Regions from separate parts of the Homo sapiens genome. Here region 1 is linked to region 2. A link is an interaction called in ENCODE POLR2A ChIA-PET data of the cell type or tissue named here. Cell type or tissue: PC-9. All regions are shown on one strand. Links, peaks and the distances in the headings refer to the core of each region. The heading gives the core; the rest is flanking DNA. Region 1 has its middle 130 kb from the start of XPO1. Region 2 has its middle 130 kb from the start of FAM161A.

Evidence for each region. Peaks named below come from ENCODE experiments on the same cell type or tissue, not always from the same donor. Only the 100,000 strongest peaks of a DNase experiment are listed, where the experiment ranks them.
Region 1: POLR2A ChIA-PET joins it to region 2 with 12 read pairs; 4 of 35 experiments call an interaction of 5 or more read pairs at or near these places.

The regions. Positions count from the first base shown.
Region 1 is chr2:61,663,812-61,679,551 of GRCh38, reverse strand. No RefSeq gene overlaps it. Among named protein-coding and RNA genes, the nearest start is that of XPO1, 130 kb to the right of the region's middle. RefSeq lists an enhancer at 8,319-8,558. In PC-9, for the core only: no CTCF peak of the experiment used is centred there; DNase peaks (open chromatin) are centred at 7,821, 8,261 and 8,861; H3K4me3 peaks cover 1,872 bases; H3K27ac peaks cover 3,028 bases.
Region 2 is chr2:61,716,228-61,731,967 of GRCh38, reverse strand. No RefSeq gene overlaps it. Among named protein-coding and RNA genes, the nearest start is that of FAM161A, 130 kb to the left of the region's middle. In PC-9, for the core only: no CTCF peak of the experiment used is centred there; no DNase peak of the experiment used is centred there.

The DNA.
Region 1 (15,740 bases), core at 3,482-11,481, 52 kb after region 2:
TCACGAGCATGTTTATTACTCTAAGAAGTTCTGCCATAGAGAAGCTCAGAGTTTCCCAAAAGAATGTGATCACCAAACCCGTTTGTTATATAGCATCTATTAACAATCTAAAGAACTTCTGTTCAATGGAAAATACTTCAGGAAACCATGGACTAGATAAAACACACAACCGAGTAGCTACAGTGCAAGTCAAATGTCCTGAGAGCTAGTCCTGTAGCCCTAATAGGTCCATTGCTCAATGTGCACCGAAAGTCAACACACCGAGACACAGTGTTGCAGCAGAGACAGGTGTTTACTTGTAGCGCTGTCTAACAAGGAAACAGGACAAAACCTCAAATCTATCTTCCTGAGGAGTCTGAGGCTAGGAATTTTAAGGGCTTTTGAGTGGGCTGAAGTGTGGAGATTGTTGATTGGCTGACAAGTGCAGGGAAAGTCATGGGAGAGAAAGATGAGGAAATGATATTCTAATGCCGATTTGTTTTTTCTGTGGGGGGGTCTTTAAACTGATTGGCATCAGCTGGTCTACTGGAATTCAGGATTCACTTACGCAATTCTTAAATAAAATCTTACGATTCTAACATCAGAGATCTTATCTAACTTCAGAAATCCTGTCTATAGGAACAGTGGGAATGCAAACAGTATCTAGTGTCATCCGTGTCTAGAGACTCACTTACAAGGAAGTCAGTCAAAGTGCAGGCTGATTAGTGCTTAATAATAACTATATTTCTGTCCAGAATTCTTGTTAACCCTGTGAGCATGGCTTCGGTCCTTGAAACATGAGTAGGAAGATGGGGGAAACAAATGAAGGAAAGGCAGAGAAGGAAACATAAATAAAGCATCCAGGGAATAGAAAGAAGAGCAGAAGAGGTGGAGACAAGAGTTAAAGAAGCTAAAGGAAAAGAGAGTGGGTCAACACAAAGAGACCAAGAAATGACTCTTGGATTTAATGATCTTGAAGTCAGCATCAACCTTCAGAATAAAAATTCCAGGAAAATGGTGGAAGTACATAAAAGGAAATAAGGAGTAAGTAGAACAGTATGTGAATTCCAAGAAAGCAGAGATTGTTGCCTCTTTTATTTGCTGGTGCTCCCCAAACCCTAGAACCATAACTAGTGTTAAAAGAAAAACCTTCAACACTTAAATTTAACAGAATTTAATTGAGCAAAGAACAATTCATGAATTGGGAAGCCCCCAAACCAGAACAGGTTCAGAGAGGGTTTGGTGCTACTGCTTGGACAAAGAAGTTTTATGGACAGAAAAAGAAAGGTCAGGTACAGATGAGGTGCAAAAACAGATTGGTTACAGCTTGGCATTTGCCCTATTTGAACCCAGTTTGAACAGCTGGCCACCTTTGATTAGCCAACACTTGGTGATTGGCACCAGAGTAGGTTATGTAATCACTTGATGGATTCTCCCTGCCCATCACACAGGCAAAACCAGTTCACTGAGGCCATGTATTGCAGTAGAGAAAGAGTTTAATTAATGCCAGGCCAGCCACATGGCAGATAGAGTTACTACTCAAATCAGTCTCCACAAAGGCTTGGAGATTAGGGTTTTTCAAGGATAGGTTGGTGGGCAAAGGACTAGGGAATGGGTGCTGCTGACTGGTTAGGAATGCAATCACAGGGTTGTGGAAAAGAGTCCTTGTGTGCCGAGTCCACCTCAGGGTAGGGGGCCACAGGACCAGCTGGGTCAACAGTCACAAGTCTGGGTGGGGTCAGTCAGTTGCCATAATGCAAAAGTCTGAAATACATCTCAAAAGACCAATCTTAGGTTCACAATAGTGATGTTATCTCTAGAAGCAACTGGGGAAGTCACACTCCAGCCTAAGCAACAGAGTAAGACCCTATCTCAAACATAAATAAGTAAATAAATATACTAAATTATTCCCATGGTTAGCTTGCCGTATGTCCAGGAATGAGCAGACATAGCCAGCCTGAGGATAGAAGCAAGATCAAGTCAGCCATGTCAGATTTCTCTGTCATAATCTTTGCAAAGACAGTTTCAGTTATGGTCTGTTTACACATCCAGTTAGATTACAGTTCACTATGTACAGAGAAACCTTTAATGTATGTAAATATGGCTGAGTGTGCCAGCTCATGCCTATAATCCCAGCATTTTGGGAGGCTGAGGTGGGTGGATCCCTTGAGCCCAGGAATGTGAGACCAGCCTGGGCAACATGGCAAAACCCCATCTCTACAAAAAATTAGCCAGGTGCAGTGGCATGCACCTGTGGTCCTAGCTACCTGGGAGGCCGAGGTGGGAGGATTACCTGAGCCTGGGAGGTCAAAACTGCAGTAAGCCATGTTGCCGCTACTGTACTCCAGCCTGGGTGACAGAGTGAGACCCTGTTTCAAAAAATAAATAAAATAAAATATGTAAAGAGACAGCTTTAGGCTAAACTTAATTTAACACTAGCACATCGAAAGCTCTCCATAAATATTCATAAATAAGTGGATGAATTAATGTATGATGAGTGGTGGTTTAAAAAAAGTGAGGTAGGGGCCAGGCACAGTGGCTCACGCCTGTAATCCCAGCATTTTGGGAGGCAGAGGCAGGCAGATCACGAGGTCAGCAGATCCAGACCATCCTGGCTAACACAGTGAAACACCATCTCTACTAAAAATACAAAAAATTAGCCAGGCATGGTGGCGGGCGCCTGTAGTCCCAGCTACTTGGGAGGCTGAGGCAGGAGAATGGCGTGAACCCAGGATGCGGAGCTTGCAGTGAGCCAAGATTGTGCCACTGCACTCCAGCCTGGGCCACAGAGCGAGACTCCATCTCAAAAAAAAAAAAAAAAAGTGAGGCAATGGAGGTAATAAAGAAAAGACTACAATAATAGTGTAGTTGAGGAAAGGGGCAACTTGAACACACTTCCAGGCAGAGGACTCCGGTGGAAAAGTATACATCAGAGATGCAAAATAAGGAAACTGATGGGACACTATCATAATTAAAGCAAGAGGAAATGAGAACAACATCACAAGCAGTAGGATAGGAGAAGGTAGGTCTCATTATGGGTTCCATATTTCCATTAACTATATCAAAATTCACTCAACTGGCCAGGTGCAGTGGCTCACGCCTGTAATCCCAACACTTTGGGAGGCCGAGGCAGGCGGATCACGAGGTCAGGAGATCAAGACCATCCTGGCTAACACGGTGAAACCTCATCTCTACTAAAAATACAAAAAATTAGCCAGGCATGGTGGCAGGCACCTGAGGTTCCAGCTACTCGGGAGGCTGAGGCAGGAGAATGGCTGAACCTGGGAGGTGGAGCTTGCAGTGAGCCAAGATCGTGCCACTGCACTCCAGCCTGGGTGACAGAGCAAGACTCCATCTCAAAAAAAAAAAAAAAAAAAAAACACTCAACCACCCAAGCTAGTAGAAATAAAAATTATTGGAAGCCATTGTTTTGGACTAAGCTCCTGTACTAGGCCCCAACAGACAAGGCTAAAAAAAATGGAGTCACCCATGCTAAAGTTCTAAGTCATCAAACCCACACTAAGTTTTTATCTCACCTTCCTAGAAGGCAGGAGAAAGAGATAACAGCCAATTTCCTCGAACAGGCCAGTTTCAATCTTCAATCCACATGATAATGAAGTTCCCTCTGCTTTAATCCTTATACAAAAGAAATAGCCTGATGTAATCTGACATTAATAAGCTGTTTTTCTGTTGTTTTAGCCTCCTGTTCCCACCTTATAAGAAGAGTTGCTTTGAAATAACTAATATTCTGTGTTCTTTGCTTCTGCTCTCTTCCGCTTTCTTCAGCCTTTCTCTGTCTATAAAGCCAATCTCTTCTGCTCAGCTTATCATGCATGCTACTAAAACGCCAAGGGTTTGGTCTAGGTGCTGCTGCTTGGTGCACAGACAGCCAATCATTGAGGCATTGAGTATTGCCAGGGAAGAAGGCTTTGAATCAAGTCCTGCATCTGAGGAGATGGGAGATCAGTCTTCAATCCATCTCCCTGACCAACTAAAATCAGAGGTTTCTGTAGCAGGGAAGAAATGTAACTATATGCAAAACACAGGAATTAGGCAGAGGTAAGGAAAATAAGTTGGTCAACAGGAAGCAGGTTGTCATTTAGGCAATCATGATGGGTAAAAAGTCTTGAGTCTCTTTGTCCAGATGCAATGATCTGGTAACTTTCAGCTCCTTGGTACTATATGGGAGGCCTGATGGTTGGTTTCCTGAGAAAGGAACTCAGATAAGACAAATGTAACTTTCTCAAGTTTTAAGACTGTGAGTGTCAGTTTCTATGTTTATTCAAAAGAAATCATAAACATCAGTTTTATGGGACAATTAGGCCAGTTTCAATCCAAACACCTACTATATTTTATGGAATAAAATATTGCCTGATTCTAGAATCTCAAACAAAGCCAACTGAGATCTTTAAATTTGTAATTTTGTTCCTTGATGCTAGAAACCCCAGTCTTCTTTAACACATCTTTGACTTTCATCCTCTTGCCTGCTTAAATGGGCACCAAGCTTTCTCAATTCCACACCTCTCATGCTCCATAGCCATTCCCATTTTTTATCCCCATGGCACTACCCTAAGTAAGGCACTTGCCATTTCTTTCCTGAAAAAATTTAATGATTTTCTGACTATGGTATGATAGATTAAATTTAACTAAAGCTTCTTAAGTATTTTAAGTTTGGCCAAAAGCTTACACCATACAGTGAACTTAAACCTAACTAGATGTGTAAATAGACTGTAAACTACACTTGTAACAAAGAGCTGAGTCTCAACCAATCACAGAACCATACTTCAGCCAATCACAGGTGGCCAGCTGTTCAAACAGCGCTCAAGTAAGACAACCATCAGGGCTATAACCAATCCAGCTGTTTCTGTACCTCACTTCCATTTTCTGTGTCACATTCCTCTTTCTGTCCATAAATCCCGTCAGAACACGTGGCACCCCAGAAGTCTCTCTAAACCTATCATAGTTGGGGGTGGGATGTGCTGCCCAATTTGTGAATCATTTTTTGCTCAATTATACTCTATTAAATTGACTTTGCCTAAAGTTTTTCTTTCAACATTAAACCATGAATTCAATGGTTTTCTGTTCTCAGCCCTTTCTCTATACTGTCATCAGCACAGTGGTCTAAAACACAGACGTGATCATGCCATTTTTTTCTTCAAAAGCGCAGCAATAGATCATTCCTTGATTTATTGAGAGCTTCCTATGTGCTAGCTGCTGGGGATGCACTGGTGAGTTATGATAAAGGGAACATTTCAAACTAGGGGCAAAGAAATCAAATGGTCATCACAAAATGAAAAGATGCTCAATGTTATTTTTCTCCCATGAGATTGGCAAAGATTTTTCTTTTTTGAGACAGCCTTGCTCTGTCGCCCAGACTGGAGTGCAATGATGTGATCTCAGCTCATTGCAACCTCCATCTCCCAGATTCAAGCGATTCTCCTGCCTTAGCCTCCTGAGTAGTTGGGACTATGGGCGTGAGCCACCATGCCCAGCTAATTTTTGTATTTTTAGTATAGATGGGGTTTCACTATGTTGGTCAGGCTGGTCTTGAACACCTGACCTCAGGTGATCCACCCGCCTCGGCCTCCCAAAGTGCTGGGAGTACAGGCATGAGCCACTGCACCTGGCCAGCAAAGATTTAAAAGAATGAAAATATCCAATGTTGGCAAATATGTGGGAAAACAAGCAACCTCATCCACTATTGGTGAGGGTATTAATAGATACAAACTTTTTAGAGGGAAATGTAGCAATAATTATTAAAATTCCAAGGCCAGGCACAGTGGCTCACGCCTGTAATCCCAGCACTTTGGGAGGCTGAGGCAGGCAGATCACTTGAAGCCAGGAGTTAGAGACCAGCCTGGCCAACATGGCAAAACCCCATCTCTACAAAAAATACAAAAATTAGCTGGGTGTGGTGGTATGTGCCTGTAGGCCCAGCTACTTGGGAGGATGAGATGGGAGAATGGCTTGAGCCCAGGAGGTAGAGGTTGCAGTGAGCCAATATAGGGGCACTGCACTCCAGCCTCAATGACAGAACCAGGCTTTGACTCAAAAAATAAAATAAAATAAAATAAATTTTAGTAATACTCATTTGCCCTAACAATGGTTATCTCTGGAATTGTGGAATTCATTATATATATATATATATATATATACACACACACACGTGTATATATATATATATATATGTGTACACGTATATATATATATACATGTATATACATATATATTTATATATATATATATAATGTGTGTATATATATATATATATATATACACATTTTTTTTTGAGACAGTCTCACTCTGTCATCCAGGCAGGGGTGCAGTGGCGCAATCTCAGCTCACTGTAACCCCCGCCTCCCAGGCTCAAGCAATTCTTGTGCCTCAGCCTCCCAAGTAGCTGGGATTATAGGTGTGTGCCACCATGCCCGGCTAATTTTTGTATTTTTTGTAAGTTCAAGCAATTCTCCTGCCTCAGCCTCCCGAGTAGCTGGGTTTACAGGCGCCTGCCACCATGCCTGGCTAATTTTTGTATTTTTAGTAGAGACAGAGTTTCCCCATGTTGGCCAGGCTGGTCTTGAACTCCTGACCTCAGCCTCCCAAAGTGCTAGGATTACAGGCATGAGCCACTGCGCCGGGCCTGGAATTATTATATAAAAAACTTTTTTATATTCCTAGAAATCTGTAAGGCAAAAATAAAAAATAAAGACAGAAAAAGAAAAAAAAACTAACTTTTTACTTCTCCGAGTATTTTTCACTACTTTTCATAGTATTTAAATGTTTATGTTTATGATTATTCTTATCATCATTATTATTATTATTATTTTGAGACGGAGTCTCACTCTGTCGCCCATTCTGGAGTGCAGTGGCAAGATCTCGTCTCACTGCAACCTCTGCCTCCCAGGCTCAAGTTAGTCTCCTGCCTCAGCCTCCCGAGTAGCTGGGATTACAGGTGTGTGCCACCATGTCTGGCTAATTTTTTTGCATTTTTGGTAGAGATGGGGTTTCGCTATGTTGCCCAGGCTGGTCTTGAACTCCTGGCCTCAAATGATCTGCCCGCCTCGGCCTCCCAAAGTGCTGGGATTGCAGGCATGAGCCACTGCACCCAGCCTTATTTATTTTTCAATTTAAAAAATGATACAAAAATGTCATCAAGAAAATTTTTTTTCTTTAATGGATTCATGCTTTTTAGGACAACATTCAAGGCTCTTCAAAATGAGCCCCTAGCCCCACAATTTCACCTCTACCATTCCCATCCACCCTTCCCTCACCCAGAATTATCCTAGGTGATGCTTTTCGTTCTATTTCACTCCCTCCACCATTCCTCTCACTGGAATGTCTTCCCTCCTCCTGTATTAATCAAAATAATACTCATCTTCCCGGGAAGCCCAGGCATGACTTCCCTTTCTCTGGGATGCTTGTGCTCCCATCTGAATTAAATTGTCCCTCCTTGGTGCTGAGGCGGTAGTTTGTTTACACCTCTAGCAGAGCACAGTTTGGCTTGCACTATTGTCACTTGTGTCTAGTGTCTCCCTTGCCAGCATTTATTCTCCACTTTCCTTGCCTCTTCTGTGAAATAAATGTTCATTTCAAAATATTTATTCAGAGCATTGCATGTTCCATACATAAATCCACGCTTAAATTATTCAGCTCCTGGAGATACACAGCTCAGCCATGTGGGCAATTACTTCAAGTCACAAAATGCTATTTTGTATTAATTTGTATTTGAAGAGAGTGCAGGAATGCATTAAACATGTCTATAGCTGTCTGGTGTTTATTCACTGACAATGAGCCGGAATTATTACTTCACTTTAAGCCTTTCTCTGGTGATTTGTTTACAGAGAGTTGTGCTAAATAGCTGAATTGTTGTCATGACCCTTTGCCTAGATCTTTTCAAAACAGTCATTAGATTTGTGTTTTACATAACACATACACACACAAAATCTCATAACCAGGAGGAAAACTGAAAACAATTTAGAATTTTAAACTTCAGCATGAGTTAAGATTAGGTTTACGGTAATGGGGATAGCCCATGATTTTGTAACTCAACAATAATATAATTTTTGCCACTTGAAAGTACTAAGTTTCTGTGGTTGCCAAAAGTAAACTGTGACAGTGTGTAGAATGAACTAATAACTGTAAATGAACTTGATCAGTAGGGCTCCTCCCGGTAAATCAAATAATTAGTCAATTTTTGCTGTGTTGGAGACTACAGTTTCAGGTCCCCAAGTGGGAGTAGCTCTTAAAGCAAAAGTGGCAGCGCATTATCATTTGTAAATTTCCACTAACAAGCAAGCCTGACTGTGTCTTTTGGCAGCCAGGGCTGTGACCTTTCTAACAGCCCAGTGTTTGTCATTGTTTTGTTTATGAGCATCTATATATGCCAGGGAAGATCTGGGGAGAGAGATTCAGAAAAAGAAAACTGAAACTAAGAAGGAAATCAAAAGCAAAAAGCCAGAAACTACTTCTTTAGCCTTTTCTTTATGATCTTAGGACTTCAGGGACCTTGAAAGATTGATTTCCTTTCACTCAAGTTTCTCATAAAATTAGCTTTGGCTCATACATCTGTTACACAGTAGTTAATTTTACAAGATAAGCAGTACAGGGGAAATGTATCTGAGGGAAAAATCGAGTGCTGGAAGCTCAAGAGACACTTATAAGGTCACAGAACAAAGCTAGTAAGTAAAATGGTCCTACTATAGACCTGCAAATAGCAAAGGGTCTGCCTTGGGTTAATTTCAGTATATCTTTCATGACATTTCACTTTTCTTCTCCAGCAGCATTAAATATAAGTGGGCTTTACTGAACCTGTTCTGAGAGAGCCTTTTGAATTGCTCAGCCAAAGAGCAATCATGATTCAAGTTCATGAAATGTGAACTTTGTATTTTAGCATCCACTTCCCTGTAATGATCTCAAGACTGTACTAGCCACAGCAATGAATGTATTAACCAGTTCTTCATGTTCACAGCTACTTATGCCATTCTTAGATACTAAATGTGCTTTCACAAAAGCACCACTGGCTATCCCACTAGTAGCAATTATTAGTAGTCTTTTAAATTCAATCTTCTCGCCCAATATAAGGAGTCCCAGAGGTTGGCTGGGCGTGGTGGCTCACACCTGTAATCCCAATAGTTTGAGAGGCCGAGGCAGGTGGATCACCTGAGGTCAGGAGTTCGAGACAAGCCTGGCCAACATGGTGAAACCCTGTCTCTACTAAAAATACAAAAAAATTATCCAGGCATGGTGGTGAGAGCCTGTAATCACAGCTACTCAGGAGGCTGAGGCAGGAGAATCACTTGAACCTGGTAGTTGGAGGTTGCAGTGAGCCAAGATGGCGCCACTGCACTCCAGCCTGGGCGACAAAAGCAAAACTCCATCTCAAAAAAAAAAAAGAAGTCCCAGAGGCTCAGAAAGGCTCCTAACGATCTAGCAGGTTGTTTGAGAGCAGCGCTGGAATAAGAACTAGGTATCTCAGCTAATCTAGACTCCTAATCTAGAGCTCTTTCTAATCTGGCTGACTAAACGCCAGAATAATTTCTCACTTACACAGTCAGAAAAAGTCTCTGTGAATTAATCTTTTTATTTGGATATGTTAGTCTTTTATTATAAAATATGCAAAAGGCTGATTTAACATCAATATATATCAGCATTGGGGAAATGCTCACAAATAAACTTCCTTAAGAATTTTAAGGCCGGGCGTGGTGGCTCACACCTGTAATCCCAGCACTTTGAGAGGCTGAGGTGGGCAGATCGCTTGAACTCAGGAGTTTGAGACCAACCTGGGCAACATGGTAAAACCCCATCTCTACTAAAAATACAAAAACTAGCCAGGCATGGTGGTGTGTGCCTGTGGTCCCAGCTACTAATAGTTAATCTCATTCCTTTTATTATGTTAATTCACTTATTTCTTCATTCCAACAAATATTTGTTCAGTGCCTACTATGTATCGAGCCCTTTTTAGGTACTTTGGATGCAGGGGTGAACAAAAAGGACACGAATCCCTGCTCTCAGGGAGCTTACAGACAATATAATGTGGATAGCTTTTGCCTTCTGCTGAAGTAATCCTTAAATTAACACCCTCTTAAGAATTCATTATTGGCCGGGCGCGGTGGCTCATGCCTGTAATCCCAGCACTTTGGGAGGCCGAGGCGGGTGGATCACGAGGTCAGGAGATTGGGACCATTATGACTAACACGATGAAACTCAGTCTGTACTAAAAATACCAAAAAAAAATTAGCTGGGCACGGTGGCGGACGCCTGTAGTCCCAGCTACTTGGGAGGCTGAGGCAGGAGAATGGCATGAACCGGGGAGGCAGAGCTTACAGTGAGCCAAGATCGTGCCACTGCACTCCAGCCTGGGTGACAGAGCGAGACTCCGTCTCAAAAAAAAAAAAAATAAAAAAATAATTTGCAATAATAAGTGCTATGAAGGAAAAATCCAAGGTGTGATGGGAAGCTATAATAAGAGTTATTAGAGACTTGTTACCACAATCCCTTGTGGAGGGGTTACTCACCTTCATGAGATTCTGAGTCTGGCTGTGGATAGGGAGAACTTGGTATTTTGAAACCCCCTTCTGGTGCATCTGGCCCCTCCCTACCTCCCTTTCCTTTGTGAAAGCCCGACACCAAACTCTGGATCTCCACTCCTGAGCAAAGCAAAAATTCAGTACAGCAGTTACCATGGCCCTCAGATGCTTCTTCTCACCTGGATGCATGTTCTGGATGAGCAACAGCAGCAATTACTCCAGGGCTGAAAGCAGGGCAGGAGGGCATGACCCAAGGCTCTCAACTTTAAACGCAGAGTTCTGGCCAGGCACGATGGCTCATGCCTATAATCCCAGCACTTTGGGAGGCTAAGGTGGGAGGATTCCTTAAGACCAAGAGTTCAAGGCCAACCTGGCCAACATAGCAAGACTCTGTCTTACAAATAATTTAAAACAAAAACAAAAACAAAAACAAGCCTGGTGTGATGGCACGCATCTGTTGTCCCAGCTACTTGGGAGGCTGCACCAGGAGGATCCCCTGAGCCCAGCAGTTCAAGACTGCAGCAAGCTATCATCACATCACTGCACTCCAGCCTAGGTGACAGAGCAAGACCTGTTAAAACAAACAAACAAACACTGAGAGTTTCTCTACACTTGACATCTAAACAAACTTTTTCCAAATGTTCAAATGTAAAAATTATTCACTTTTCTGTCAAAAACCATGAAAGTGTTTATACGCTTGAACTCAGCAATCCTACTCTTGGATATTTAAGAATTAATTCAACAGAAGAATGAAACTATGTACACCGATTTGGTCATTGTAGTGTTAAGTATAATAAGGATAAAAAGCAAAAAGCCTAAATATTCCATAGTTGGGAGGCAGTTAAGTAGATTGTGGTATATTAACTTGTCAGGATTACTAATTTATGGCCATCGTGTCATCTGTGGGAAAATATGAATGAAGTAAATGCACATGAAAAAGCAGAATACAAAATTCTATGTTAATGAATGCAAGCTATATAAAAAGGAGTATGCAGAACACAGATGACAAGGCAAAAAGGAAAATTGGGATCAATTTGCTAAGGTGGTAGGACAACAGGACAGAAATCCAGATTGAAAGATTGAACTGGCTTAAGCAAAAAGGAGAAAATTCATTTGCTCAGATAATTAAGTTCTTAGGTAGGGTGAGAGAGGCACTGGCCTTAGGGATGTCTGAAAGAGGGACACATTGCTATCAGGACTTCCCATCCCTCTCTCTCTTCACTTCCCTCTCCAGGGAAGTCTCTTTCAACCCAACTTATTCCCAAGGTGACAATTTATCCACTAACCTCACATTCTCCTATCTTCCCACCAGGATGACAGTGCCTACTTAAGTTTTGGCTGTAGTTTAAGAATAACTCTGGGAAAGGTACTGATTGACCTGGTTTGGGTCATGTGCCCATCTCTGGACCATCAATGGTCAGGTTACTAGGATTGGCACCCACCTCGCAACCAACCCTTGTGGTCAATGGATCTGGGCTATTTAAGAAGAAAGTTGGCTGGCTGCAGAGGCTCACGTCTGTAATCCCACTTTGAGAGGCTGAGGCGGGCAGATCTCTTGAGCTCACAAGTTCAAGACCAGCCTGGGCAACATGGCAAAACCCTGTCTTGGCTAATTTACAAAAATTAGCCAAGCATAGTTGTGCGTGCCTGTAGTCTCAGCTACTCAGGAGGCTGAAGTGGGAGGATCTTCCAGAGCTTAGGAGAATGTGGCTGCAGTGAGCTGTGATCGTGCCACTGCACTCCAGCCTGAGTAGCAGAGACCCTATTAAAAAAAAAAAAAGGTATTTAGATTTTTTTTATTTTAAAAATATAAGAAAAGAGAAACTTCCCTGAGGATCCTGTGTTTAGAGGAGGAGGGAAGCATTTCCCTAAAAGGAGAGAAAGAGAGAAGTGCTGCTCCCAGTGGAGTCAATTTGTCTATTGCCCAACTTAACATTTTAGAAAGATATCTTATTCCCTTAATACAGGTTCCAAGGGCAGATTGAGATTTCCTGGTGCAATGTGCTTTATTAATAAGGCCACATGGTACAGTAGGAAGAGCGCTACACCGAATGCCAGGAAAATGGATTCTGGTCCTGACTGCCATGAATAAGCGGCCTGACATTGGGCTAGTCCTTAAACTTCTCTGGATTTCAATTTCTGCACCCCTGCCAGAACAGTATAATTTCCTTGAGGGTTGGAATCAGGTCTGTCTGTAATGGAGATGTGGATTTGGGAATAACTCTAGGGGCTTGGATGGGCAAAGGGACAAGTTGAAAATATAGTTGCAACAAAGGCCTCGGCCATCCCATGGGGAGCTCTGGGCCTGGAATGGCCTATCAGGGTTGTCACAAATTTCAGCAAGTGGGTCTGGCTTTTATATCCCTGCTATGGTTTGGATGTTTGTCCCCTTCAAACCTCATGTTGAGATATGATCCCCATAGTTGGAGGTGTTAGGATCAATACACCCAGCTGCGGGGAGAATGAGTGCCTTCCTCCTGATGGAGGATATCTGGGCAGCGTACTACAGCATCCATTACAGTCAATAGACACAGTGGCTGGGAGTGTAGCTTCTCATTAAATATTTGTTACATTAATATGTTATGTAAGATGGAAAGTGTGGATTAGACCCTTTCAGGAGTTGCTCAGAACCTCTCCTCATTCTGGGGGCTGCCAGATTTGCAGATTGTTAAATAGATAAATAGTCCTTTTCAGCACTATTGCATACACCTATTTGTCTCCTGGAGGATTTATGGAAAAGGGAAAACAAAAATCTTTAGTTTTTTTGTTTTTTGTTTTTGGGGGGTTGGGTGGTTTTTTAAATATAGGAGTTGGAATAGGAATAGGAGAAGAATGTCTACTAAAATTAATGTTGACTGACCTGTTCAGCTAACAGGAATAAGGCATTCTTTGTGGTGGAGTTAACAACAGAAAGTATTAAGGAAGCAATTACTATATATATTACATACAGTCAAACTGTGCTCTCCAGTACCGTAGCCACTAGCCACAGGAGACTTTGACTTAAAATAGTTAAAATTAAATAAAATTTAAAATTCAGTTTCTTAATCACACTAGTCATATTTTAAGTCCTCAGTAGCCATATGTGGCTACCATATTACAGTGCAGATAAAACTTTTCCATCATCATTGAAAGTTCTACTGGAGAGCTCTGGTCTACATTGAATAGTTGTGTTCTTTACTTTCATTCAATAAAAATCCAGTTTACTCTCATGAATTGTGCTGCTCATTATTGTGAGAGCGCTGGAACGAGAGCCAAAAATTAAAAAGGCTTGGGCAAAAAGGATTGCCCTGAATCCAAGTTTCTTCTTGGAAATCCAAGTACTACAGGACAATACTCAAATGGAATAAGTCTTTGTTGTCATTACTTCCTGTCCCTGCTGTCTGGATCGTCTGGATGCAACCAGGACAAAACGCCCTGAGCTTCTAAAGTCAGCTCTGCCTGTGGCTCCCCACCGTCCATGAGGAACAACTGCTCCTTCAAGCCTCAAACTGTCAAGATGTAGACATTCAACACCAGATTTGTGTTGCTTTTAAAAATGCTTCTTGGAATTTTGGCATTAGCTCTGAGTCTGATATATTGAAGGCCAGGAGCAATGCTGTCTTTCTCTTTTCTATTAATTTTGTCAGCAGGTGAGTTGTTACACAGTCCTTAGTGGATTCTGATGTCCGTGGCCACCGTCCTGCTTCTATTAATTTTTTAAATTTTGACTTGTTGTACTTATGTAAAAGAAGCAGATTGATAGGGTCAATCTCCAAGAACTCATCAAGCAGCCTTAACAATTTTCAATTCATAGGCTATCTTGGTGTCTTTGTCTCCCCTACCCACATTCTCCACCCAGGATTAACTAGACTCAAATTCCAGATATCACATAATTTCATTTGTAAATATTTCCCTATGTATCTCTAAAAGATAGGGATGCTCTTTTAAAATAATGTTAAGCATAATACCATAATAACAAATTAAAAATCCAATAACTCCTTAGTGTCTTCAAAAATCCAGGCATCCAAATAAGGTCCATACATGCTGGGCACAGTGGCTTGCACATGTAATCCCAGATGCTGGGGAGGCTGAGGCAAAAGGATCACTGGAGCCCAGGAGTTCAAGACCACACTGGGGAATGTAGTGAAATCTCGTCTCAAAAAAAAAAAAAAAATTAGCAGGGAATGGTGGCCCGGATGTGTAGTCCCAGCTAGTTGGGAGGATCACTTGAGCCCTGGAGTTTGAGGCTAGCTACATTGATCTATGATAGTGCCTCTGTACTCCAGCCTGGGTGACAGTGAGAGAGACCCCCCATCCCTAAGAAATACAAATTTTTGAAATGTATAAATTAAAAAACTAGGTCCATACAACACACATGGTTGATACATCTTTTTAAGTCTTTAAATCTTTACATCCTCTTCTATATCTCCTTTTACTCCTCACAGCTTTTTGTAGAAGAAACCAAGTCTTCTGTCTTGTAATTTCTCAGAGTCTAGACTTTGCTCATTGCATCCCTGTGGTATAAAACAACATGTTCCTCTGTCTCCTTTATTTTCTGTAAATGGGAGTTAGACCTAGAGTCTTGATCAGATTCAGGTTTCACTTTTTCTTTTCTTACAAGACATTTTATACATTGTATCGTATACTTCTATTCAGTTAAAGTACCAGATAATGATGTCATCAGTTATTGATAATCATTGGCTAGATCTGTTAATGCAATCTAGGTTGCAAAACTGTGCTGATTTAATTCTATCATTTTTCTTCATTTATTACCTGGAATGCATCCTTTAAAAAGTCAATTTCCCTCATTAACTATTCAGTTACATGGAGGTAAAGTTAATGTAGGAAAGGCAAAATAAATGCTTGATTTTTTCTCTTTTTTGCCAGTTTTCAAAAGAATAAGCTAGTTCCCCACCATCCTCCAGAAGGTTAACTCTGAGTTTGAATTTGCTTGATATCATTGTAAGATAAACATACTTGATATGTCTCTATCTATTGCACTTATTATACAGCTTGTTCCATCTTTGGCCAATGGGAGCATCTTCAGGTTAGCTCTGGAGTCCTTTTGACATGACCTCAGTAGATAATGTCAAATACTTTATTATCTGATGTAATAATATGTGCCCATTTTCTAATCTGTTTGCTTTGGTATCATTTCATATTTCCCCTGCAAAGACACCACTCACTCATGATTGTGCAGTCACAGAACTTGAGATTTTTTATATAAAAACTCAAGAATGTGGCTGGGTGCAGTGG
Region 2 (15,740 bases), core at 3,977-11,976:
TGTCCTCTCACCTGGCATCTCCACTGCTGGACTCCTCTTCCAGGTGCCCTTACTTCCAATTTGTCAGACTCCAGGGAGACCCCTGTTACCATGACAATTGCCCAGAGTTCCCAAAGTCAGATGCTACCACCCGCATCCTTTGTGTGCCATTGCCTGTGTGGAGTTTGGCCACTCTCCCTAGGACTGGGTGTGAAGACTTCTAGTCTTTCCAGCTAAGAGAGAGTCCGCCTTTTCCAATGATGGCTCTCCCACTGCAGCCTTCTCCCAGGCTCTATGTCCTACCCATCCCCAACCTATCCTAGCATGCTGCATGACAAGTGTAAGTATCTAGCATATAGAGGATATTCTGTACATTTTGTTCAATAAATGATATTTATGTTCATGATGATGAGGGTGGGAGGATATTCAGTTGGAAGGAACATGGCTGTGGGTATGGAAACCAACTAGTCAGAATGGACACCAGCCACAGGGCTGGAGAAAGGTCCTGAATGCCCCCCTACAGTACTACGTATTAATGTTTTAATGTGTGGGTTTCTTGAGGATCTCTAGAGAAGGGCTGGGCAGTAGCAGGGCCCTTAGGGGATCAGGTTAGAGGCCATTTCCCAACCAGTATGAGAGATGGTATTTCAAGACAACGATCTAGGTGCTAGGGATGCTTATTGCTTCTAGGGCGATCAATGCTTTTAGGCCTTTTCAGTACACAGGCCTTGGAAATGTATATCTAGTTTTTAAAGATAAAGCATCTCAAAAATTCGTGCAGACACACACTTCCAATTCAAATTCAGGACTCAGCATTTTTACTTACCCTCTTCTATATTACATTTGTATCTTCTTTCTTTTACACCAAGAATCCTGATTCTCAAGAACACAAGGAATGATAGAATAACTCATAGTTTCAATGCTGTTAGCAACACTAACAGTACCATCACTGATGTGTTTCCTGAAAAAAGCTACATCTTTTTGCCTATGCTATCTCCATTTCCCCCACTTAAAATCATCTGTTCTTTAACTTCACTAAACAGAGCATGTAGCCATTACACGCTATACTCTCTCTTTCCATGCTCATTTGTCTTAGTTCTATAAGTAATTGTATATTTAATGTTCACCCCCACCCCCCAGTCGTTATGTTGATGTCTTTCTAGTCATTTTGATGGCCTGAAACCCATTCTTTAATATATTCCTGAGGAAAGGCACAGGACAACATATTTCCTGATAGCAGTTTGTCTGTGTCCTTTATATTTGAGTCCATTTTGCTAGATATAAAATCCTTGGCTTCACTCTCAAGCAGGTTTTCTATAGGTAGAGGCAAGATGTCTACCAGTGGCCCCAGAATTATACCTTTCTAGCTTAATAACCCGAGAAGACAGAGAGTTTTGCTTTTTAAATAATTCCAGCAAGTCTCGGGATGAGTTCTGATTGGACTCTCTTGAGTCATGTTCTCATCTTGAAGCCAATCACTATTGCCAAGTGGATGAAATGCAAAGATGAGCCAGGCATGAATTGCACGCTCATTCTGGATCTAAGGAGTGGGATAGCCCCACCCAAGCCAAATGGACCAAGAGTGGGAAGGGATGGATTCCTAAAGGACTATCAGTGCGCTGTCAGTGGAAGAGGCAGGAATCAAGGTTAGACAGGCAAAAGCAATAGGTTGATGCCCACTATAGTTTCACATGTATGGATTGATTTTCCTCAAATTATTTGCCAGTTGTTTCAGGGATTTATCTTTCATCTGTCCAACTAGGAATGGAACTTCCATAAAGGCCTACTTTTGTGATTGTAACAACACCTAACAAGAGGCTAGATATTTACTTAGTTGGGCAAAGCTACCCCAACACCCCAATACTTAGACGAATCTGGTCTAACATTGTAGTAGTATGAATCCTGTGGCCAGATGTATTGTCATGATCAGTTATTAGGATAAATACTTAACTGAAAAGACATTCAGACATATCAGTTGACAACAAATATGTGAAAAAAAAGAGACCAGCAAACAGAAAAACACATTAAGAGAAGGCTCTGACCTTTTGAAATATAATCAGAAATAGAATTTGCTTTTAATGCTGCAAATGGAAACTTCTAATGACAGAATTGGTTAAAATTACAAATTAAATCTAGATAAAATTCCATTTCTAATAGCAGAAGAAGAGAATGTTATGTGTCACTATCAAATGCAACTAATTAATTTGGCAAAAGAATTTTTTGAAGTCGGGGGCTTGAAAAAGTCCAGTTTCATGGACTGGGTTCCAATTGGGTATCAATATTTTAGATGAAAGAAATGAAGTAGAAATTACTCCATTAGACAGGGAGGGTGTAGGTCTTTTGTAGATAAAGCATTTTAAATAGCACAATACAAAGTCATTTTAAAAAATTCTAGTGTTTGTCACACCCATTTTCCCTTCTGATTTTCCATGTTGCTTGGACTTGAGCTATGGAATGATTGAACCCTGCCTTTTTCCAGTGATTTCTTACTGCATCTGCCTTAGCAGCAATGGGGAGCAGTTACATTAAAATTTAAACATTCTTTTAAAAAAATCTCCCAAATACAGTTTAACTATATTGGTATCTCCTTTCATAACTGCTTTGGCTATAAGATGTGTACTTATAAAATAATTAATGTAGCACAAGAAAAAGTGACCTAAGATTACTTCTGAAAAAATAATTAAATGAAACAAGTTCATTATTGATAATGGTTTGGATTTATATACCCGCCCAAATCTCAGGTCAAATTGTAATCCCCAGTGTTGAAGGAGGGGGCTCCTGGGAGGTGATCGGATCATGGGGGCAGATTTCCTCCTTGCTGTTCTCATGATAGTGAGTGAGTTCTTATGAGATCTGGTTGTTCTTCATTTTTTTTTTTTAATAGAGATGGGTTTTGCCATCTTGCCTAGGATGGTCTTGAATTCCTGGCCTCAAGCAATCCACCTGCCTGGGCCTCCCAAAGTGCTGGGATTACAGGCATGAGCCACCACGCCTGAGATCTGGTTGTTTATAAGTGTGTAGTACCTCCCTCTGCTCTCTCTCCTGCTCCAGCCATGTAAGATGTGCCTGCTTCCCCTTCGCCTTCTACCATGATTGTAAGTTTCCTGAAGCCTCCCCAGCCATGCTTCCTGTACAGCCTGAAGAACTGTGAGCCAAGTAAACCTCTTTTCTTTATAAATTACCCAGTCTCAGGTAGTTCTTTATGCAATGCGAGAACAAACTAATGCAATCATCTTTTATATTGTCAGTAAAAGCTAAATATTGATTCTGTTTTTCTCTTTATCCCTTTTTAATCTTCAATACACTCATTTAAAAACAATCAGATAATTGGATTTCTCAATTTAAGAAACACGGTAGATTTTGTCAAGGGGACATAACTCCCCACAAACTCAGATAATGTATCTCCTCAAGACACAGTTGAATATGCCTAGAGCTTTAATTATAAGGTACTTTCAGACTTCTCATCTCAAGTTCAGGTTGAATTGGAATTTGTTAGGATGTAAGAAGATGCAGTAATTTATATACACACACACCAATTTAGACATTCCAGATCCATTCCTGATGGACTAAAAAAGTACTGAAAGATAATTTTGGCTTTACAAAAGTATTCCAGAATATATGATTATTATAATTTTGCTCTATTCCAACTTGTCCTTACGTTTGTGCCCTTCACACACAAATACACACTTCTTCAATTTTTTCCCCGTTTCTCAAAAATCCAAAGATTCTGTACATGTGGTACAGCTTGTTCCTGGATTTTCTGACTTTTCATTTTTGCATAATACTTTAGTCTCCATGAATACATTTCTCTAGCAGTTAAAGATTACTAAACTGTTCTTCCCTGAGCAGTATAGAGAAAAAACTCTTTTGTTCAACAGGAACATGGACAATTAGGCTTTTATTAGGTAGAACATGGAAAATTCATTATGTTCAGTAAGTGTTTGATTCCATCAATTAGGTACTTTTAAAGACCTTTCATGACAGTCACTGGTCCACTAGGGAAATATGACAGTTCATATCATTATCATCATAGAAATGTCTGCTGCTAAATGTCTCAGTTCAAATGACTCATCACTCTCCACGCCAGTGATTTCCAACTTTAACTTCTCAAATCTCTGACCACCCCCTCTTACCCTCTCACTGGCAAGAGCTAACCTCACCTCCTACATTGTAGAGGAAATAGAAGCCCATCTTCTCAATATAAAACATATAAGCCTACCTTTCCTCCTTCCTGTTGTTACAATAGAGAATTTATACTGATTGCTCTTTAATGTTAATCCTTTCTTCCTGATTTAGAGTCCATTCCCTCCCTGCTTCTAAGGAGCACTACTTTATCAGTTATCCTTTTCTGCTCTTTTACTTTCAATCTCTCTCCACCCACCTTGATTAGATCCTCCTAATTGAGCTCTAAATACATTTAAGTCATTCCCATTTTTATTTATTTATTTATTTAATTTTTTTTGAGACAGAGTTTTGCTCTTGTCGCCCAGGCTGGAGTGCAATGGCACAATCTCGGCTCACTGCAACCTCCATCTCCTGGGTTCAAGTGATTCTCCTACCTCAGCCTCCTGAGTAGCTGGGATTACAGGTGCCACCACCATGCCAGCTAATTTTGGATTTATAGTAGAGATGGGGTTTCACCATGTTGGCCAGGCTGGTCTGAAACTCCTGACCTCAGGTGATCTGCCCACCTCAGCCTCCCAAAGTGCTGGGATTACAGGCATGAGGCACCACGCCGGCCTCATTCCCATTTTTAAAGAAGTCATTCAGTCCCACATCCCCTTCCAACTATCATCTCATCTCTCTCCTTCCCTTTATGGACACACTTTTTGAATGTGTGATTTGTACTTGCTGTTTAGCTGCTGTATTTACTTTCCCCAAATCCACTTCCCCTTCTTTCTAACAAAAACTGATTTGTGGGAGGGGAGCAGCAATGGGTCCAGCTAAAGAACTACATTTCCTGGCCTCCCTTGCAGCTAGGAGTGGCCATGTGACACAGTTCTGGCCAATGATGTGTGAGCTGAAGTCAGCTGGGAATTTATAGCAAATGTTTGCTTTCCTGATATAGCACCAGACCTTTCCCCCTTGATGTTTCTTCCTTCTTCCTATCTGAAACACTGATTTGAGAATTAGCAGCCTTCTTGCTTTCACAATGGAAAAAAAAAAAAGCCACATACTGAGGATGACAGTGCAGAAAGACAGAAGGATTCTAGAACAGTGATGACATTGTGGAGTCACTGCACCAGCCTGAACTGTCAACCTCTGTCATTCTTGTTATGTGAGAGAAATAACCCAATATAGTAAGGCTATCATCAGCAGATTCCATTACATGTGGCCAAGTGCAATTCCTAATCAATGCTCTTGATCTCTACATTTCCTCATCTTCCACTCACTCTCAAGCCATGTCATTCTGGCTTCTGGCCTGTCATTCCACTGAGCTCACTGATGATCTACATGTTGTGAAATCCAGGAGACATTTTTAGGTTCTCGTATTAACCTCTCAGCAGCATTTGCCTCTGCTGTCCATGACCTCCTTTTTGAAACCATCTCCTCCCATGGCCTCCATGTCCAGTCCTCTCTGGGTTTGCTTGTTCACCTCCGGCTGCTCCCTCTCTGTCTCCTCCATGGGTTCATCTTCCTCTTGCAGCCACACTAACCATCTTGCAGCCTCTAGGACATACCATGGCCTTTGCCACATGCTGTTCCCTCTGTTTAGAATGGTCTCTTCTCCCTCCCTTTGCCTAGCTAACTCTTCCTCATCCTTCAGTTCTCCATTGATTCTCAATGTCTTCAGGGAAGCCTCCCTTGACCTCCTTGTGAGATCGCATTTCCTTGTTATATACTCCTTCATAGCTCTTAGCCTAGGTGCAACTTCACCTTCTCTAGTGTGGCTCCTTGAGTAAGGCATCTCTTCCCTCAGACAGTAAACACTATGAAGAGAGGGGCCAGTGTATTTTTGCTCTTTATTGTATTCCAAAACGCACATAATAAGTGCTCAATAATTATTTCGTGAATGAGTAAATGGATCAATGTGTAATTATACAGTGATCTACTTGCTTACTTTTTTATTATCTGTCATTCTCCATGACAGCAGGAAACAAAACGGTTTAGTACATACAGTTCCTAACACATCGCACATGGCACACAGCAGGAAACATTTTAATTTTTTGAATATATGAATAAGGAGGATTCCAAAGGAGACATTCTAGTAGTTCTACTCATAGTATGTCAGTGTTTTGAGGTTTTTATTTTTACTTTTTTACTGTCTTTTGATATAGTTTCTGGTTACAGTAGAGCATCAAATACCTTTATTGCCTGTAGAGAAGAGTTATTTGGAAAATGTTACCAAATAGCTTGTTCTCACAATATGTTATGTATAAAATAGACTGTCTATGAAGATCTTGAATCTATACACTTCTCCCTCTCTTCATTGCCACCACCTTACTTGAAATTACGATCATATTTCCCCTGGACTACATTGAACCACACACCTTTCCTTAAGTATGATTTATTAAACTATATATAAACTTGGATGGCTGAGTTTTTACTGATCTTAAAGCCAAGAATCATATCTAATTATATTATCCCCAAAGAAAACTAGGCACATATAGGTGCATAAATAGTTTTTTATTTTGTTGTGGCAGATTATTTCCATTCTGCACTTGACAAAGTATTTAGTTCAGTTAAAGAAAATAAGTATTTTTAAACTAGCAACAAATTTTTATTTTCAAATGACCAAACTGAAAATATTCAGTTAAGGTAAAACATCAGTCGCCAGGTGTGGTGGCTAATGCCTATAATCCCAGCACTTTGGGAGGGTGAGTGGGAGGATCGTTTGAGACCAGGAGTTCAAGACCAGCCTGGGCAATATAGTGAGACCCTGTCTCTACAAAAAAAAAAAAAATTTTTAAATTGCCATTGTGGTGGCCCATGTTTGCAGTCCTAGCTACTCAGGAGACTGATACGAGAGAATTGCTTGAACCCAGGAAGTTGAGGCTGCAGTGAGCCATGATCACACCACTGCACTCCAGCCTGGGTGACCGAGTGAGATGGTATCTCAAAAAAATAATAATAAGCCAGGCAGAGTGGCTCACACCTGTAATCCCAGCAATTTGGGAGGCCAAGGCGGACGGATCACTTGAGGTCAGGAGTTTGAGACCAGCCTGGCCAACATGGTAAACCCAGTCTCTACTAAAAAACACAAAAAATTAGCAGGGCTTGGTGACATGTGCCTGTAATCCCAGCTATTTGGGAGGCTGAGGCATGAGAATCACTTGAACCTGGGAGGCAGAGGTTGCGGTGAGCTGAGATCGCACCACTGCACTCCAGGCTGAGCAAAAGAGCGAGACTCCATCTCAAAATAAATAAATTAATTAAAGAAGACTTTCTATGACAGCCCTGAGCATGCCCTCTGCCTGTGGTCAGCTCATCTGGCTCCTGCTTCTCCTCTAAGGCCAAGCTCCTGTCTGTCTCCTTGACAGGACTTCCTTGACTCCTCGTCCTCTCACACATGTGCCACATCACTTATTATATATGTTTACATAAACATACGTGTGGATATATCCTTTCTCCCCAGCCAGCCAGGGAAGAGTGAAACAAGTATTTTATACGTTGTTTTAGCCACCAGGCCTACTTCAGAAAATGTTCCACTGCTGCCAATGCTTGTTTTCTTTTTAGCTAATAAGATTTAACAATCATTTACTATCTGCTGGGCACTGTTACACTCAATAGGTGCTGCTGTTGTTCCCTTCCCACAGATGAGAGTCTAACCAACTTGCCCAAGTCTCACAGTTAGTGAGTAGTGTGCCCCAGACCCAAAACCCACCTCACCAGATTCCAGAGCTAAGGCTCTAACCATCAGACTACCCTGCCCCTCATCGATATTCCAAGATGCCAAACTCCAACCAGGCTGCACTTGCCCTTGACTAACTTTGAAGGCATCAGGTGACCAGCTTTGCTCACAACTAGTCAGAGGCATTTCACATTGTTCTCAAATGAAATCCTAAGTCTGCAAACTAAGAAAGAAACCATTTTGGAAACAGCAGGAAGGGGTGATCTATAGAAACCCACTTTGACGTTGGGATATTCATTTAGACACACAGCTCAGGGCTATAAAAAGCCACTACACTAAGATTGCAAAAGCATTAAAAATCAAATTCCCTTATAATTTTTTAGAGAGCTGTAAATGGCACCCTATCATCTCTGGGGAAATCTTTCCCTAAAGCTCCAATCCTCTTGGTCACTCGGATGAATAAATTGGCCTCCTTCCTTTTCATTTCTCCATTATCTGCCCTATCAGGTCAAAAGGAAACCATCTCAGTTTAAGACTTAAGCTTTGTTGAAGTTTCTAGCTAGTTAAGCTGAAAGCAAGAAAAGTCACTTCGACCAGGTGCAGTGGCTTCTGCCTGCAATCCCAGCACTTTGGGAGGCCGAGGTGGGCGGACCATCTGCGGTCGGGAGTTCGAGACCAGCTTGACTAACGTGGAGAAGCCCTGTCTCTACTAAAAATACAAAATTAGCTGGACGTGGTGGTGCATGCCTGTAATCCCAGCTACTCAAGAGGCTGAGGCAGGAGAATCGCTTGAACCCGGGAGGCGGAGGTTGTGGTGAACCAAGATCACGCCATTGCACTCCAGCCTGGGCAACAAGAGCGAAACTCCGTCTCAAACCAAAAAAAAAAAAAAAGAAAAAGAAAAGTCATTTCATGTTGGCATGATAGTAGAAAGCATTTGGCCACATTTTAGTTTAATAATGGAAGATTATTAAGATTTAGCCTCCCCATTTAATTAATAAGGTCGATTAATACCGTTCCTGTTAAGAAGAAGAAAAAAAAGCTTTGCAATGTCTTGATTATAGATGTTTTAACCAGCTTACCCTTTTGTATTTTGAGTGTAAGGCACTATATCATGAACCACTGAGTTCCTCGAAAGCTCAAGAGACTTAAACAGTTGGAGAAAAGTCCAGGGGTAAGATAAGTCAGAAACGTAAACCTGCAGCAAAACGAAATTTCTTCAAATTAGGCTTCAGGAGAAGCAACAGATAAAAGCAACTGGCAACTGGAGATATCGTTTTTATTCTCTGGGCTAGAAGCATGCTGGCAGAGGCTTTAACTAACTAAATTTACTTGCAAGTTCTCCGAAGGGAGCGATCATATTGCACCAGGGTAACTTTTCAGAACACTTTACTTTGCAAACAAGTTCCCAGGGCCTTGTAAAATACTGAATTCCGAACCTCAATGTAAGTATAAAAATGCCAGCATGTGTATTGCATATCCCAACTACAAAAAATAGAGTTTAACTATTCGCTGAAAATGGAAACTTCAATAATATTTATGATTTACTAGAGCATGCAATCTTCATTTTGAAAGACTTAAAGCATCAAGGAGGTATTTATCCAAAATTAGCATCCAGTAATAGCACCTTGGGATATCCCTGTTTTGGCAGCATCTGTACCCAGATCTGGTTACAGCTCAATCCAATGCTGGAGCCACTGACCTCAGGAAGACAGGTGTCCTCTCCAATAGCAGGTCCACATTCTGGGCAATGAGAAATGTACTTGATCTAATTGCCTGGAGGCCTGGCCTGTTTGCTCAGGTATCTGACCAGCACAGTGACCCCTTCACAAAGAATGAAGTTTTCATCTCTTCCTCAAATTAATTGCTCTGCAATTAATTTAGCATTACATCCCCCCGCCCCACAAAAAAAAGGTTTGCTTGGCTGAATACAATACAATACAATACAATACAATACAATACAATACAATACAATACAATACAATACTATTTGCTGACTTATTTACTAATGAATCCAAAGTTTATTGAATGCCCACTATGTACCAAGCACTTGGCAGCCCATGGAGATAAAAATATTAAATGACAAGGAATCGCTTTCATTAATAAATTCAACATAGTAGCTCAATAATTGTTCAAAGGACCCAGAATAGATTTTCTATCTATATTTTATCCTTCCAGCTCAATCTCTTTTTTTTTTTTTGAGATGGAGTCTCGCTCTGTCACTCAGGCTGGAGTGCAATGGCGCCATCTCGGCTCACTGCAACCTCTGCCCCCCGGGTTCAAACAGTTCTCCTGCCTCAGCCTCCTGAGTAGCTGGGATTATAGGTGCGCACCATCACACCTGGCTAATTTTTGTATTTTAGTAGAGACGGAGTTTCACCATGGTTTCACCATTTTGGTCGCACCATCAAGTTTGCTGTTTAAAATATTTGCCTGAAACTCATGAAAGAGGTAAGGATTCATGGATCATCACCTTGTAAATGGCAGCTGAAACATGATTGCAAATGACGTTGCCAATTCTGTAGCCAGCCCATACTACTCCCTGGTTCCAAATACCTTGTACTCATCCCCACTGTGTAACAGGAGCCCTGCCTCCACCTGCTGATCAGGGACAATGACCTCTGCCAAGATGGTGACTCCTCTGTTTGTCTCCTGGCTCCTGGACACAAGGACTCCAAAGTATCCATAGGACACTCCAAGGACTCCAAAGGTGACAGCCATATTTGTAGTTCACTGTGTCCCCTGGCAAGAGTGCACTCCCTTACCAGGCCCTTCAGCTGTGCGGAGCCCAGAGTTGCAAGGGTGGAAAGAAAATCCTTCAGTGGGGTTTTCAGAGTGATGATAAGTCGAGGAAAAAAAATATTTTACAAAGTCTTGACTATTGATATTTTAACCAGCTTACCCTTTGGATTTTAAGTGAAAGGCACTATATTACTTAAATACAAAAGGGTAAGCTGGTTAAAATATCAATAGTCATATCAATGACTCACCTAGCATTCATTTTTTCATTCATTTATTATTCATGAATTAATTCCTTTTTGGCCAACTAATACAAATGGAACTTCTATCTCATATCCTAGGTAATGTGAAAGACAATGGGTGGACATGGATGAGTAAGCTTTAATTCCCTACCCTAAAATATCGCATAACCTGGTTTATAATGTTTAGGAGGTTAGGTGTCTTTTTTTTCTTTTCTTTTCTTTTTTTTGAGACAGAGTTTCACTCTGTCGCCCAGTCTGGAGTACAGTGGCCTGATCTCAACTCACTGCAACCTCCACCTCCCGTGTTCAAGTGATTCTCATGCCTCAGCCTCCCAAGTAGTTGGGACTACAGGCGCCCACCACCACACCTGGCTAATTTCTGTACTTTTAATAGTACAGAATAGAGACAGGGTTTCACTATGTTGGCCAGGCTGCTCCCAAACTCCTGACCTCATGATCCACCTCCCTCGGCCTCCCCAAGTGCTGGGATTACAGGTGTCACCCACTGCGCCCAGCCTAGGTTAGGTGTCTTAACTGCATTTTTGACTTATTTTCAACATATGATGGGTTCATCAGGATATGACCCCATCATAAGTCAGGGAGCAACTGAATTAAATTTTCATCATAAAAAACAGAAACATTAAACATTAAAAGGATACAGAAAATAATAATCATTTTTAAGATACTGTCCAAAGATAAGCACTATTCATGTTTTATGTAGAATACTCAGTCTTTCTTCTAACTATAAAAACATGCTTTTGAAACATTTTTAGTAAAATGGATCATATTAAGCATATATTTGTGCTTTCTTTTCATTTATTCATGTTATATCATGAACATACTCCCATGCCATGAAATATAGATTCTCATCATTATTTTCAACTGTTTCATGGTATCCCACTGTATTGCATCCCATGATTTATTCAGTAGTTTCTGTACTGATGGAAACTTATGATATTTCCAAGTGTTCACGACTATAAGCAATGTAATAATGAACATCTTTGTACTTAAGACGTTATACATTGTGTGGTTTATTCCAGATAATAAATTCACAGAAATTGGCTTATATATTTCTAAGATCCTTTGGGTATATCACCAGTTTGTTTTGTTGTTGTTGTTTTGAGACGGAGTCTTGTTGTGTCGCCCAGGCTGGAGTGCAGTGGTGTGATCTTGGCTCACTGCAACCTCCACCTCCTGGGTTCAACCGATTCTCCTGCCTCAGCCTCTCCAGTAGCTGGGAATACAGGCATATGCCACCATGGCCAGCTAATTTTTGTATTTTTAGTAGAAACAGGGTTTCACCATGTTGGCCAGGTGGGTCTTGAACTCCTGACCTCAGGTGATCCACCCTCCTCAGCCTCCCAGAGTGCTGGGATTACAGGAGTGAGCCACCACGCCTGGCCACAAATTTGTTTTTTCAGTATGAGACTATCCCCACCTAGGGTTTGGGTTTCAAAATCCTAATTAAGTTTCTTTATTAAGGCTATTTGGAAGCCAAAGGCAGAGACTCATGACTTTTAGAAAATTGAAATATAGCATATGTAAAGTTCACATGTCAAAAATGAGCTTGATAAAAATTTATAAAATGAACACACACATAAAACCCAGATTAAGAAACAGATCATTACCAAAACCATCTCCTGCCTCCTTCTAGTCCCTACACACCACATCCATTTTCTTCCCAGAAAGCTCCCAGCCAGTGTCTGAGCACAGCCCAGCATGGCACTCCTCTAGGATTTTCTCAGAGCTACACCTCGACCTGAGGCTCTTCCTGCTCAACCCTCCTTCCTTTCTCCTCTGCGTTTACAGGTGTCAGACCTGCACCATGGCCTAGAGACTTTCTCCGACTACTCCCACTCCTTTTCCCTCGTCCTTTACCAGATACTACCCACAACGAATCTCTTGCCCTTCTAACTTTGCCTTGATGTCTGCCTCCCTAAGAACCCATCAGCACAGTTGGTCCTGAAGGCAGTCAGAAACAACAAGCTCTGTTTGGGGACTGGACCGCGTGCTCCCAGCTGGCAAGGAGAACCGCATCCCAAGTGGTATGTGGGCAGGGATAGTCCCAGTCACAAGGGCTATCCCAGTTGCTAAAAATACTATCAGTAGTGACTTGAGAGTGACATCCCAGTGGAGAATACACTGGCTAGTGATAGGATTCAAGCCCTGGAAAGCATGGGGGCCTGGGGGAGGGGAGGCACCTCACACAGGAAAGATGGAGTGAGCTGATTGCTCAAAAGCTGCATTGACATCCTACAGAACAGCAGTCCCCCACCTTTTTGGCACCAGTGACCAGTTTTGTGAAAGACCGTTTCTCCACAGACTGGGGTGGGGTAGGGGAAGGTTTCAGGATGATTCAAGTGCATTACATTTATTGGGCACTTGATTTCTATTATTATTACATTGTAATATATAATGAAATAATTATACAACTCTCCATAATGTAGAATCAGTGGGAGCCCTGAGCTTGTTTTCCTACAACTAGCTGTCCCATCTGGGGTGATGGGAGACAGTGACAGATCATCAGGAGTTAGATTCTCATAAGGACTGTGCAACCTAGATCCCTCACATGCACGGTTCACAATAGGGTTTGCACTACTATGAGTATCTAATGCCGCTGACCTGACAGGAGGCAGAGCTGGCGGTAATAACTCGCCTGCCTTCACCTCCTTCTGTGCAGCCCACGGGTCCGTGGCCCGGGAGTTGGGGATCCCTGCTACAGAGGAAGCATTGCAAACAGAGGGCAGTCAACAAACAGTTATGGCTAAGTGTGAGAAACAGACGGTCTCTTCAGCAGTTTACAGGGTGAAAGAGCTAGCACAACTAAGGAACAAACTCAGGATCTGAGAGTCAGGGTCAAAGTTCCCCAAAATGGCTGAATGTCTTTCTGAGCATTCAGGTCTGTTGTGCCCCGGATGGGAACATCTGGGGCCCTGAAACATAGGATGGGAAAATCTGGGTGGATGCCCTGAAAGATGGTGTATCTGCAGACTCCCCAGTACCCCCAGAATCTGCATAGGTGGCCCACCCCTCCCTGTGCAAAAATACACTGCAGAGGCCTCTTCCCTCCAGGCAACTGGTGTCCCTCTGAGAAGCTGTGCCCACTTTCTCTCCTGGCTGCCAGCTCGATAATTCGGGGTAATCCCAGCATAACTTTACTGGGGACATTTGGGCCTGATAAGGGCACTAGTGTCCCTACCTCAGCTCACACCCGTGGCCCTGGGGAACATCATGACCAACTGACGGAGGAAGAAACTCCTATGCTTCGTGTACTGGTGGGTCAGCTCAATGTACAAATACAAGCTTTGTCATTGGAATGGGGACAATGGGCAGGTGAAGGGGGTGGCCGCAGTGGCAGAGACAGAGGCTACGTGTGGACCCAAAAGCATGGACTTCACTGACCAAATCTGACCTTGCCATTGCTGCCTTTGAATATCCAACCTCGCAGCAACAGAGAGCAACGTTCAGCCCTGACGCAGCTCCATTCCTGGAGGAGACTCACTAGCAATACGTTGACTAATTGGGCCCCTTCTGTCCTGGAGAGGCAGAGTGTCATTCTCAGATAAACAGACACTGATTCGAGTATGGATTTGCTGTCTCTGTCCTCAGAGCTGCAGCCATTACCACTATCCAGGGGTTTATAGAGTGCTTGATCCACAGGCATGGAATCTCATACAATATAGCATCTGACCAGGGGATCCAGGTGCTATAGGCTGAATGTTTGTGTTCTCCTAAATTCCTATGTTGAAACCCCAACCCCCAGGGTGATGGTGTTAGGGGGTATGGTCTTTGGGAGGTGGTTAGATCATGAAGGCAGAGCTCTCATGAATGGGCACAAGGGGTGGCTCATGGCAACCACAGATAGGTGCACTGTTTGCATTTCCCTTCAAGAAAGAACTGAATGATCAGCTGCAAGGAGAGTGGTCAGCTGACAGCCTCCAGTTGCAGCACCTTTGGGACCCGCTGCAGTATTTGAGCTGAGGCCATGCTTTTCCCCACTCCTGCAGTCCCAGCCAATGACTGAGTACGGCAAGCGGCCACTCAGCACCCTCCCTTATGTTTGGGAACTTGTTACCCAAATCCCCAACCGCAACCACGGGATTCCAACAGGAGCAATCATGCTCTTATATGTCCTGATTCCCATGGTCAAAGTTGAACTTGTATAAGGATGAATGCCCAGGCTGGGCCACTCATAGTCCTTCCCCTGGCTGTTGTTGTTGTTGTTGTTGTTGTTGTTGTTTAAACTATAGTCGAGAAGAACATCTCTCTAGTGCAGGAAGTTGCAAGAGATAGCCTTGGTAGTTGTTGGTTTCTGGCCATATGAGGACTCCCATCTGCAGTGAATGAGAAAGAAACCAACACACACAGATGCACAGAGAGGAGACAGAAAGTGCCTGTAGTGGCTGGGCATGGTGGTTCACGCCTGTAATCCCAGTATTTTGGGAGGCCAAGGCAGGCGGATCACCTAAGGTTGGGAGTTCGAGACCAGCCTGACCAACATGGAGAAACCCTGTCTCTACTAAAAATACAAAATTAGCTGGGCATGGTGGCGGGCGCCTGTAATCTCAGCTACTTGGGAGGCTGAGGCAGGAGAATCACTTGAACCTGAGGGGTGGAGGTTGCGATAAGCCCAGGTGGCACCATTGCACTCCAGCCTGGGCAACAAGAGCAAAACTCTGTCTCAAAAAAAAAAAGTGCCTGCAGTATCAGAGCTCTAAGGTCCAGCTGTACCCAGCTCTCCTGGGTTTGATTTTTCTAATCTTTTCTAATATTGGGTAAGAAGTCCGGTATGTTTCCAATAAACATTTTAATTGGAATCAGCTGTCTATCACGTGTGACCAAATAAGTTCTGACACACATTTAGAAGTATCCTACACCTATTTTATATTGATAGTTAATATAGAGTGAGTTGATGGTTTATTATGTTCTAAATAATGGGCTAAGCACTTTACATATATGAATTCATTTAGTCCTCCAAGCAACAATAT